2 separate regions of the Homo sapiens genome follow, and region 2 is linked to region 1. A link is an interaction called in ENCODE POLR2A ChIA-PET data of the cell type or tissue named here. Cell type or tissue: IMR-90. All regions are shown on one strand. Links, peaks and the distances in the headings refer to the core of each region. The heading gives the core; the rest is flanking DNA.

Evidence for each region. ChIA-PET counts read pairs that join two places held together with the same protein. Peaks named below come from ENCODE experiments on the same cell type or tissue, not always from the same donor. Only the 100,000 strongest peaks of a DNase experiment are listed, where the experiment ranks them.
Region 2: POLR2A ChIA-PET joins it to region 1 with 13 read pairs; 12 of 35 experiments call an interaction of 5 or more read pairs at or near these places.

Annotation. Positions count from the first base shown.
Region 1 is chr15:60,399,925-60,405,303 of GRCh38, reverse strand. It overlaps the pseudogene RPS10P22. Among named protein-coding and RNA genes, the nearest start is that of ANXA2, 4.6 kb to the right of the region's middle. In IMR-90, for the core only: no CTCF peak of the experiment used is centred there; DNase peaks (open chromatin) are centred at 2,403, 2,763 and 5,153; H3K27ac peaks cover 1,076 bases.
Region 2 is chr15:60,340,811-60,346,189 of GRCh38, reverse strand. No RefSeq gene overlaps it. Among named protein-coding and RNA genes, the nearest start is that of ANXA2, 54 kb to the left of the region's middle. In IMR-90, for the core only: no CTCF peak of the experiment used is centred there; no DNase peak of the experiment used is centred there.

The sequences.
Region 1 (5,379 bases), core at 328-5,327:
TATGTCTTTTTTTTTTCAACTCTTTTTAAAACTATAGAAGGTGTCTCTATTAACTGTTAACAAAAATCAAACAATGCAAACAAGCATATGTAGTAAAGGTGAACACTCTCCTGAACAAATACTTTTCCCAAAGCTGACCAATATCACTTTGGTGTACATACTTCCATATATTTACATATGTGCTTACATGAACCTACTTATGCAGACATATATGAATATACACATAAATGTGTGAATACACATAAATATTAACATAAATAGAATCAATTTAGTCATATTATTCTGTTTGACTTTTTTTTTTTTGGCTGTAAGTTTATTCAATGCAAAATAATCCTCTCCAATTTTACTGAGATGGCTGACCATGTCCACGACCAAATCTGCCTCTAAACTGGAATTCGGTTGCTGACCCACTCCCAGCATCGGCTTTCTTGTCAGCACCAGGGAGCACAGCATTCCATCTGTAGGTATCCCTGTTGGCTTCCCCTCTTGTGAGTCTTGCAGGTCACTCACCCTCCAGACCTTTAGGCCGAGGCCTGCCAGTCTCTGGACGGCTGTGGCATAGGGTGGCAGGCACAATCTCCGGGGGCAGATGAAGGTAATCACGGAGATGGTGGATACCCTCATTGGTAAGGTACCAGTAGAAATGTCTCCAGGCAAACTGTTCCTTCATGTAGCCTCGGGACTTGAGAGACTGCATGGCCTTCATGACATGAAGGTTGGGCACATTCTTGTCTGCCAACTCTGGCTGCTTAGGCGTGTAGACATCCTTCTTGGCCACCATGGCTCCCTCCTTAAAAAGGAGTTCATAAATGGCAATCCGGTTCTTCTTAGGCATCAACATTTCGGCGGCTGTAGCGTCTGGGGCCGGGGCTGGAAAAAAAGGAGACTTTTTTTTTTTTTTGAGACGGAGTTTTTCGCTCTTGTTGCCCAGGCTGGAGTGCAGTGGCGCAATCTCGGCTCACCGCAACCTCCGCCTCCCGGGTTCAAGCGATTCTCCTGCCTCAGTCTCCCAAGCAGTTAGGACAGTATTTTTCATGAAATAAAATATTTTGAGTGAATATGAAAACACACAAAAACATAGCTGCATTTTGAATGCTTTTATCTTTATTAAGGGTCTACTGAATGTATTTTGGGTGTTTTGAATTTTTTAACTTTGAAGACTAATTCCATTTTTTAACTTTGAAGACTAATTCAAAGTTAAAAAAAATTCAAAACACCCAAAATACTTTCAATAGACACTTAATGAAGATAAAAACATTCAAAATGCAGCTATGTTTTTGTGTGTTTTCATGTTCACTCAAAATATTTTATTTCATGAAAAATACTGTCCTATTTTGAATAGGCTCTATGGCTAAGAAATACGTATTGTATTGCAGAATTAGGGTTTTTTTTCTATTGATAACAGACACTTAGCAGCTAAATATTTGTATTTTCTACAAAATTAGATGGAAAAATGCTGTTGGAAGAAACAATAGGCTGATAGGGTTTGAAATATTCATTCTCTGACATGCCAATGTATAAATGCAGTAAAATGTGCTGAGTTAAGAATAAGATGCTTACACCTCAGGAAGCATCCCAATATTCCAGTGGGTTAATATAGGAATGATCTTGACAGAGTGGGCATCTGTAGCCAAATCAGTTTTCATAATGTTTTATACATCATATCGTAACTTAGCAATCCAGCAAGACACAGTTTTGCACTTACATTCTGCTTGTTCTTTCATTTAGCACTATATTTTGGAAATCTGTCCATGTCAGAACATGTTGATCTACTCCATTCCTTTCAGCAGCTTCATTCCACTGAACACATACTCTAAAATTAATTTAATTTAGCCTCATTGATGGCCACCTAGGGTGTTTCAATCTTAAAATGCTGATATAAATGTCCTTATACATATATTGTTATGGTCACGTAGAGCTCTCTCTTCAAGATAGCTTTCTTGAAGCAACATCACTGCATCAAAGGGCATGAGTATTTTAAGTATTGATAGATACTGACAAATTGCCCTCCCACCGATAATGTCTGAGAATTCCCATTTTGCCCATTTTCACCACACTGAATACTATACATTTTAATTTTTGCCAGGTGAGTTTAAGTATGAACAAAGGCAAGGTAATGCGTTTATGGAGAAAAATCTGATAGTAACAGGTACTGGGTAAGATAATGTCAATGCAAAGAGGAAACATCCAAATGCCTGTCCCCAAGAAGCTCCTGCCTAGTTGCTGAGACCAACAAATTAAAAAATAACAATGCGAGGTGACAATTGCAAGAGGAGAGGTATATTTTTAAAATGCCAAGAGAAGTAGTCAAATCTGCCTGAAGGGCTTGGGAAAGCCTTTGCTCTGCAGTAGAAAATAATATTTACTCTGAGGCTTGATGGATGAGGCAAAGTTCACCACTGAGGAAAGCAGGAAAGGGCATTCCAGCAGGAAAACAGGATGGAGGAAGGTACAAAGCATGAATGAGCCTGGCCTGTCCAGCAGTGGCACATGGAGCGGTGAAGAGTGAAGATGTGGGGGAATGAGGCTGCCCAGGTAGGTCAGAGCCCTGCTGGGAAGAGTTTCTGGAGAGGGGTCATATAATCAGAATTATGTCTCAGAAAGAGAATTCTGGCTGTCTCAGAGAATGAACTGAGGTCAAAAATGTCTGTTACAGCTGAGAAAGAGACATTGAAGTCACTGCAGATTTTTCCCTGGAAATGCCTCCAAACAAAATAGACATTGTGGTTTGTCCATACCAAGAGTACTCTGTGTGGTTTGGGTCATGACACGTGAATTCAACAAGGATTTATTGAGGTCTTACTATGCGTTCAGCAAGGCCAGCTGCTGCAAAGACTAAAAAAGCCAATGAAATAACTATGGCTTTTTTCATCACCTACAATATACCAGACATTCTTTATACATTTTTTAATCTTTTTTTTTTTTTTTGAGACGGAGTCTCACTCTGTTGCCAGGCTGGAATGCAGTGGCATAATCCTGGCTCACTGCAACCTCCGCCTCCCAGGTTCAAGCGATTCTCCTCCCTCAGCCTTCTGAGTAGCTGAGATTACAGGCACGCGCTACCAAGCCCAGCTAATTTTTGTATTTTTAGTAGAGACAGGGTTTCACCATGTTGGCCAGGATGGTCTGAATCTCTTGACCTTGTGATCCACCCGCCTTGGCCTTCCGAAGTGCTGGGATTACAGGTGTGAGCCACCACGCCCGGCAAAAACTTCTTTTTAAAGACTCCAAGAAAGATTTAATGTGGTACTTCGAAGACGATCTCAGGGCTTCTAAGAATCTTAAGTGCATTGTCCCACTGCAGCCTGACATGTAAAGTAGAGAGAGATCTATTTAAAAAAAAAAAAATGAATGTGAATCTTGGAACATGGAATTAAACCTCAGCAAGATTTATATAAATAAAGTTTTTGAGAAAATTGTATATAAATCTTGGAGCATGGTGTGAACCTTAATAAGATATGGAAAATCTACATGGTTTTTAAGATACTTGTATTAATGAAACAACTGCCAGCTTAAACCAGAAAAAGTGCAAAATGAAAAGAAGTTTCTAGACCTTTCAGTTTCTCCTGGCATGAATGAAGCAGACTGAGAGAACTGCTCAGCTACAAATATGGGCCATTCTTTTTTTTTTTTTTTTTCTTGAGACGGAGTCTCGCTCTGTCACCCATGCTGGAGTGCAGTGGTGCGATCTCAGCTCACTGCAACCTCCCCCTCCTGGGTTCAAGCCATTCTCCTGCTGCTCAGCCTCCCGAGTAGCTGGGACTACAGGCGCCCGCCACCACGCCCAGCTTAATTTTTTGTATTTTTAGTAGAAATGAGGTTTCACCATGTTGGTCAGGCTGGTCTTGATCTCCTGACCTCATGACCTGCCCTCCTCAGCCTCCCAAAGTGCTGGGATTACAGGCGTGAGCCACCATGCCTGGCCTGGGCCATTCTTAAGAAAAGGAAATACATCTTAAAGGGAGGAGCCTAGATATCAGAGGGCAAAACCAAAAACTTGAGTAGGGCAATGGATTAAAACAAGGATCAGCAAACTACAGCCCATAGGGCAAATCCAGCCTATTGCTTGTTTTTGCACAGCCTGTGAGCCAAGAGGCCTGGCAGCTTCAGCTTTTGCTTCTAGAAGGCTGGCTGCCATGACTACCGTGGTGTAGCAAAAGAGGAGAACCTGGAGGATGTAAGACCAAGGAAGAGAAAGGCCCAGCCTGCTCTTTGTCATTCTAGCAATCCCAGCTCAGGCGCCAGACGAATGAAGCTGCTTTCAATCTTCCAACCCCAACTAAGCTACCCAACCCAACATGCTGTGGAGGAGCACCAAGCTGTCCCCACTGGGTGTCCTGCTTAAATTGCAGAATTACAAGCAAGTAAATGGTTATGTTTAACCACTAAGTTTATGGGGATAATTTGTTATACTGCAAAGGTAACTGATACGAGGGCCTTGGGTGCATTATTTAATCCCTGGACTGGGCAGGAGATTTTATTTGGACTCCAATTTCTTCATATGTAAAAATCAAGAGCCGGGTATAGTAATTCACGCCTGTAATCCTAGAACTTTGGGAGGCTAAGGTAGGCAGATCACTTGAGCCCAGAAGTTCGGGACCAGCCTGAGCAGCATAGCAAGACTTTGTCGTCTCTACAAATAATAGAAAAATTAGCCAGGCTTGGTGGCGTGGGCCTGTGGTCCCAGCTACTCAAGAGGCTGAGAGGAGAGGATTTCTTGAGCCTCCGCAGTCAAGGCTGCGGTGAGCCCTAATCATGCCATGCGTTCCAGCCTGGGTGACAGTGTGAGATCTCAACTAAAAGATATAAGAATAATAATAGTAAAAATCAAGGATAGGGCAATTTAATCTCTAGGGTCCCTCCCTGCTTTAACATTCTATTATTCAGTGAATAATTGTATTTTATCATTCTATCACATTTAGTGAGTGCCTATCATTGCTAGCTAGGCGCTAGTAGGTGTTGAGTGCAGCAGATGAAGTGTGAACAAAACAAAGTCAAGCACTTAGAGAGCAATATGGACAACAGCAGACAATCTGAGGGCTGATGTAAACATTCTCCTCAACCAGGGGGGAAAATAGAGTCTTCTGACTAATAAAAGATCTTTTATACTGGAAGAACTGGCCTCACATTCCTCAGAAATAGCAAACTATGACTTCTAATAGCTTCATTTTTATGATAACATCAGTGCACATTTCTTTAGCATGATGCAAAGACTGGTGATTGTACAAATCTATAGAAGTTAGAATTTGTGGCATGCCCAAGATGAGCACAAAACTCTTTTGGACATTTGATGGCTTTTATATATTCCACATGATTTGAATTAAATTTTATCTTCTGTAAAGGGCCTATCACAGCACGATTAGGAGTAAGAGACTGTGG
Region 2 (5,379 bases), core at 289-5,288, 59 kb after region 1:
TCGTAACAACATGGCATTGACCAAACCAAATACATCCGTGAGCTGATTGGCTGCTATTTTGGCCCTTTGGCAAACTTTAGATGGAAATTTGGATCGAGCATGGCTCTTGGGTCACTAGTGGCCCATAACGTATGTGAAAGGCCCCTGAGATAGTCCTTAAAAAGCAGGTTATGCAAAAATCAGGTATTTTATCAAATGTGTCCTGCCTATACATATTAAAATGGATGCCCCAAATCACAGAATATACTGTTCTGTGTGCTTGGGCAGAGTTCAAGGAACTGCCTAAGAAGCAGGACCTTTCTCATTAACCCCAAATTATACTGAACTCAGAATTGATAGGGCTGGGCAGAGACTGTCAGGAGCAGTGTTTCAGATCAGTGAACATTTAGGCATTGTTACCTCTCAATCATACGTGTGTTTCAGGCTGCAAAGGGAGCAGTGGTGTGGAGCAGACAAGGCCATGGGGTGAATATGGGGAAACTTACGCTCCCACTGTGCCCAGGACAGTCTGGCCACTGGTGTGGCCAACAGGTATGTGGGAAAGTTGAAAGGGCAGGCCAACATAGGAAAGGCGCTTGGAGAACTGTTTCAAACACTGTCTACTGTTTTTCCTCTATACAAAGCAATGGCAGTCCAGTGTTTTCCAAAACTCACAGCCAGGGCACTTGAATTTTGGTCCCATTTTCTTCTGGATTTCAGCCTGTCCTCTTCAGTCAAGCTGTCCAAACTGTTTCATGAATAAAGAGAACCATCTGGAGGTTTGACTTATTCTCCCCAGAAATTTTACTTTGCAAAGAGAAGGAAAAGGGTACCTGGCAGGCTGTGAGTTGGTAACAAGAACTTTGATTTTATTCTTTGAGGAATAAAAGGTAATTGATGCAATGTAGCTATGAAAACTTATTGTACTGTAACACTGTGATCAAGAACATGATTTTTTTCTCCCTGCCTTGGTGGGGCTGGGCAGAGCCATCATGTTGCACAACCCCAGAGAACACTCATCCTGTTGTAGTCTATGTGAATGATACCTCCCTTGGTGTTGTGCAGTGCACAACCTGTGCAGCCATACATGACAGCCCTGTATTGTGACCTAGGTGTGTGTGAGATGGTCTTTTCCGCCTTTTGCTACAGAGTTGCCCTTCCAGTTAAAAAAGTTAGAAGGCAAATCTTATTGAGAAACAAATGGGTGAACCCCGAAAGGTCTTGACTTCTCCATGGACTTGATCTTCAGACCAGTTTTACTGGGCTATGCACAAATGGCTGTATATATGAATCTTCCCCAGTATGTGAAGTTCCCATGGTATAAACTATTAGTAAATATAGCTACAGCAGGGAAAACCAGGCTCACAAAATGGCTACATTTAGCAAGACAAATGATTTGAGGACAGAAATCTTTTAAATCAATTTTTAGTTTTTAAATGACTCCCGTCTCCAGTCCTCTCCCTGTGTTTTGACAAACGGCTTTGGCTTCTTATCCACATCGGTTTATTTGACCTCCTTTTTCCATCAACTACCAAAATGAAAACTCTGCTGCAAGAGCGAGGAGAGAGAGTGCGAGCAATTTTAAACATCCCTTAGCAGTGAGGCAGAACATGCTACAGCCATCAAGTTCTAGTTGTTCATTCTATTTATTGAGAAAAGCTTGTAGCCCGATTTCTTTTACGCGAGTACATTTGAGCAAGCAAAGTTTATAGAGATGACTTACCTCATTACATTAGAAGAGTGATTTGCTATCTCAGCATCTATAAGCAATTTTAACAGACATTTCTGGATGAAGAAAAGCTTTTGTAAATATATGCGAAAGACACAATTTCATCAAGCATTAAATTGGAGGTGCCCTGGAAAAATATTACATTTGTGCACTCAATTAGCTTGATTGTGGCTGAATTTTGTCCACTGAAGGCAGCATTTCTGCAGAAAAACAGAAGCATTCCCTATGTCAGCAGGTTTCCTGAAACAAAAACACTTTCCCCTGAAACAAAAACACTTTGCCAGTCCTCTTTTGCATTTGTGCTGTTCCCAGCTCTGTGTCCCTAATCAGGCCTCTCGGTCTTGTTCCTCGCAGTAGAATGTTAGAGGAGAGGGAACCAGATAGAAATCCCTGACAGAAATCCAAACTCAACAATTCCAGCTTTAAATAGCCTGCATTCGGTGCAAAAGCTAGGCAAGCTCTGGGCAAAATTGGGAGGGAGTCAAAGGTAGACTTAAGTCTTCCTGGTCTCCTTACAGGGTCTGTAGGACAGCTGTGCCTCCTGCTGCTCCCAGGACTCTGGTGGCCTCCTTACTGCTCTGGGAAGGGCATCTCCCAGCTACTCCTTGGTATGGCTGTTAGCCCATGTCCTTTTCCCTGGGATGAGTCTGCAGGACCCACCCTATCTTCTATCTTGGAATGGAAGTTTTGTCCTCCTAGTACAGGCATGAGAAGAGTTAGGAAATGAATGGTTGGGGTACAAGAGGACTTTCTTGTGCCCCTAAAATCAGTGAAGGAAATGAGCTAAATATTTAGGGATGATCGTGGCCCTCCTCCAACACACCCCTGACCCCCTTGCTGACCTGTAGTTGAACCACCAGGTCTCTACTAATAAGAAACAAACCAGAAAAAACATGTAATGCCACTGGAACCTGGCTGTGAGGGTGGCTGATGTTTTTAAACAGTTGGTGAGGACAAATTGGAACTTTCTCAGCTGTAATCCATTACAGCCTGATACAGCTTGGCTCTGTGTCCTCAGCCAGATCTCATCTCCAATTGTAATCGCCACGTGTGGAGGGAAGGAGGTGATTGGATCACAGGGGTGGGTTTCCCCCATGCTCTTCCTGTGACTGAGTTCTCATGAGATCTGATGGTTTTACAACTGTCTGGCATTTCCCCTGCTTGCACGTCTCTCTCCTACTGCCATGTGAAGAGGGTCCATGCTTCCCCTTCACCTTCTGCCGTGATTGTAGCTTCCTGAGGCCTACCCAGCCATGTAGAACAGTGAGTCAATTAAATCTCTTTTCTTTATAAATTACCCAGTCTCGGGTAGTATCTTTATAGCAATGTGAGAATGAACTAATGTATAGCCCAAGGCAATTATGCTTTCAAGTAAATGTCTAAAGATTAATTAATCCAAGAAATAACAAGGAGTTTGGATTAGGAACAGAGAAATGTTTGAAACAAGCCTTTGTTACTCCGAGATCGCCAGATTTCAAATTTTACCATGGAGTCTTGGGTTTTGGAGAACCATCTTGGTCTCAATGAATTGCCTTTGTCTGAATAGACATGAGCTGATATATGACTATGAAGATTTGTTAAAGTCTATAGTTCTGCAGGTAATATTGGTCCTCAGTCATCCATGTATTCATTCATTGACTTCATTTATTCAATAGACACACCTCCTATGTGCTGGTCCCTGAACAAAGCACTAGGGATATGGAGATAAGAGAGAGTAAGAGCAAGGCAAAGCCAGCCAAGCAGAATGACAAGGGCTGTGATTGGGAAAAGCACAGGCACTTGGGGGTTGAGAGTAGCTGATTGCATCCAAGAGAACCACCTGGAAAGTTTCTAGGGGCGGCAATCCTTTTTTGTTTTGTTCTTTTTTTTTTTTTTTTTTTTGACAAATCCTTGCTTTGTCACCCAGGCTGGAGTGCAGTGGTGTGGACATGGCTCACTGCAGCCTTGACCTCCTAGGCTCAAGCTGTCCCTGCCTCAGTCCCCTGAGTTGCTGGGACTACAGGTGCATACCACCACACCTAGATAATTTTTGTATTTCTTCGTGGAGATGGAGTTTTGCCATGTTGCCCAGACTGGTGTCGAACTCCAGAGTTCAAGTGATCCACCCACCTCGGCCTCCCAAAGTGCTGGGATTACAGGCATGAGGAGGCAATCCATAAAGCTGGATTTTTTGGTTGTTGTTTTTTTGGTATGGTTTTCTTAAAAGAGGATTATATAATCATTGCAGAAAGTTGGAAAACACAGAAAAGTGTGAAGAAGAAAACGGAAATCACCTGAAACCCCAGTTGGAACGGATTGCTATTAATATAATTGGCAAGATGACCCATTTGGGAATCAGCTCTTGTTTCCTTGACAGAAAGCTCATCAGAAAGAACAAGAGGCAGTTTTTCCTCCCCCTTCTCAAAGAGGAGTTGGTGTTTAGGCAGCCACAGTCAGGCCTTCCTCGCCCCATGGGAGAGTTAAGGTGGCTTTTGGTTTTTCAATGTCTAGTTCAATCCAGGATATATACCTGGATTATCTCAAAGGAGTGGGCTGTGGGGTGAAAGAGAGAAGCAAACAGCCTTTCCCTGGGAGAGCTGGGTTTCCAGAGATGGAAAGAGGAAGTTCCCAGGTGATGGGAAATGGTGCCCAGCCCCCATATATCACCTGGAGTGTCTGACCGCTGATTGGGAAGTCGAGTGTTTGCAGGAGATCAAAAACTGACCACAGCAGTATTGGGTACCCCTGGAAAAGTCTTCTTGACTGGGCCTGGGAATGGGGAATGAGGTCCTGCTCAATGTCAAAGCCTATTTTCCAATCTCAGTCTGATTTGACACCATTTCTTCTCGCATTACCAGAACAGCCCACATCCCACGATGGGAAGCTGGAAGGGAATCTTTTTATGGGTACCCCCTGACTTTGTTTTCTTTTTGACTTTTTATACCTACAATATGTTTCCCAGACAAATCATAGTAAGTATTTCAGACACCTCAGGGCCCCATAATTTAGAGCTAACTTTGTGCTTTGAAGAGCCTAAGTTAATGCAATTTTATGTATCAGTAGGGAACACAGGTTCCCATCAGAGTCATAAAACGAGGAAAGGAAAATGAAGTTTGCACCCAGATATTGTATTTTGAACTGCTGTGAAAACAAAGAAATCACAGAAAATGATTTCAGAGCATAGATGAAGCAAAGAAAGAGGTAGTAGAATCAAAACTTTTCAGCTCTTTAGTGACATAATTGCCAGTTCTGTTTTTCTTCTTCCTTAGAGACACAGTCTTGCTGTATTGCCCAGGAGGGAGTGCAGTGGCTATTCACAGGCATGATCACAGTGCACTGCAGCCTCAAACTCCTGGTCCCAAATGATCCTCCCCACTCAGCCTCCTGAGTCGCTGGGACTACAGGTGTGCACTAGCGTGGGAGGGGGGGCAGCCATTTCTGTTGTAATATGAGGTTTCCATGTAATTGACACCTGGCTTCTCATAGTGACAGACACAGAGTAAGGTAAGGTATGTTAGCCTTCTTCCTAGCCTGTGTGTTGTTTATTTCTTCCTTTGGCCAAGGCCTCCAGAACTCCACATAGAAATTCAGTCCTGGCCCTCCCTCATTTCATCCCGGCCTGGGCATGGAATGTTGACTCAGCTGCGCCTCCTGCTGCTCCCGAGACTCTGTTGGCCTCCTTACCCCTCGGG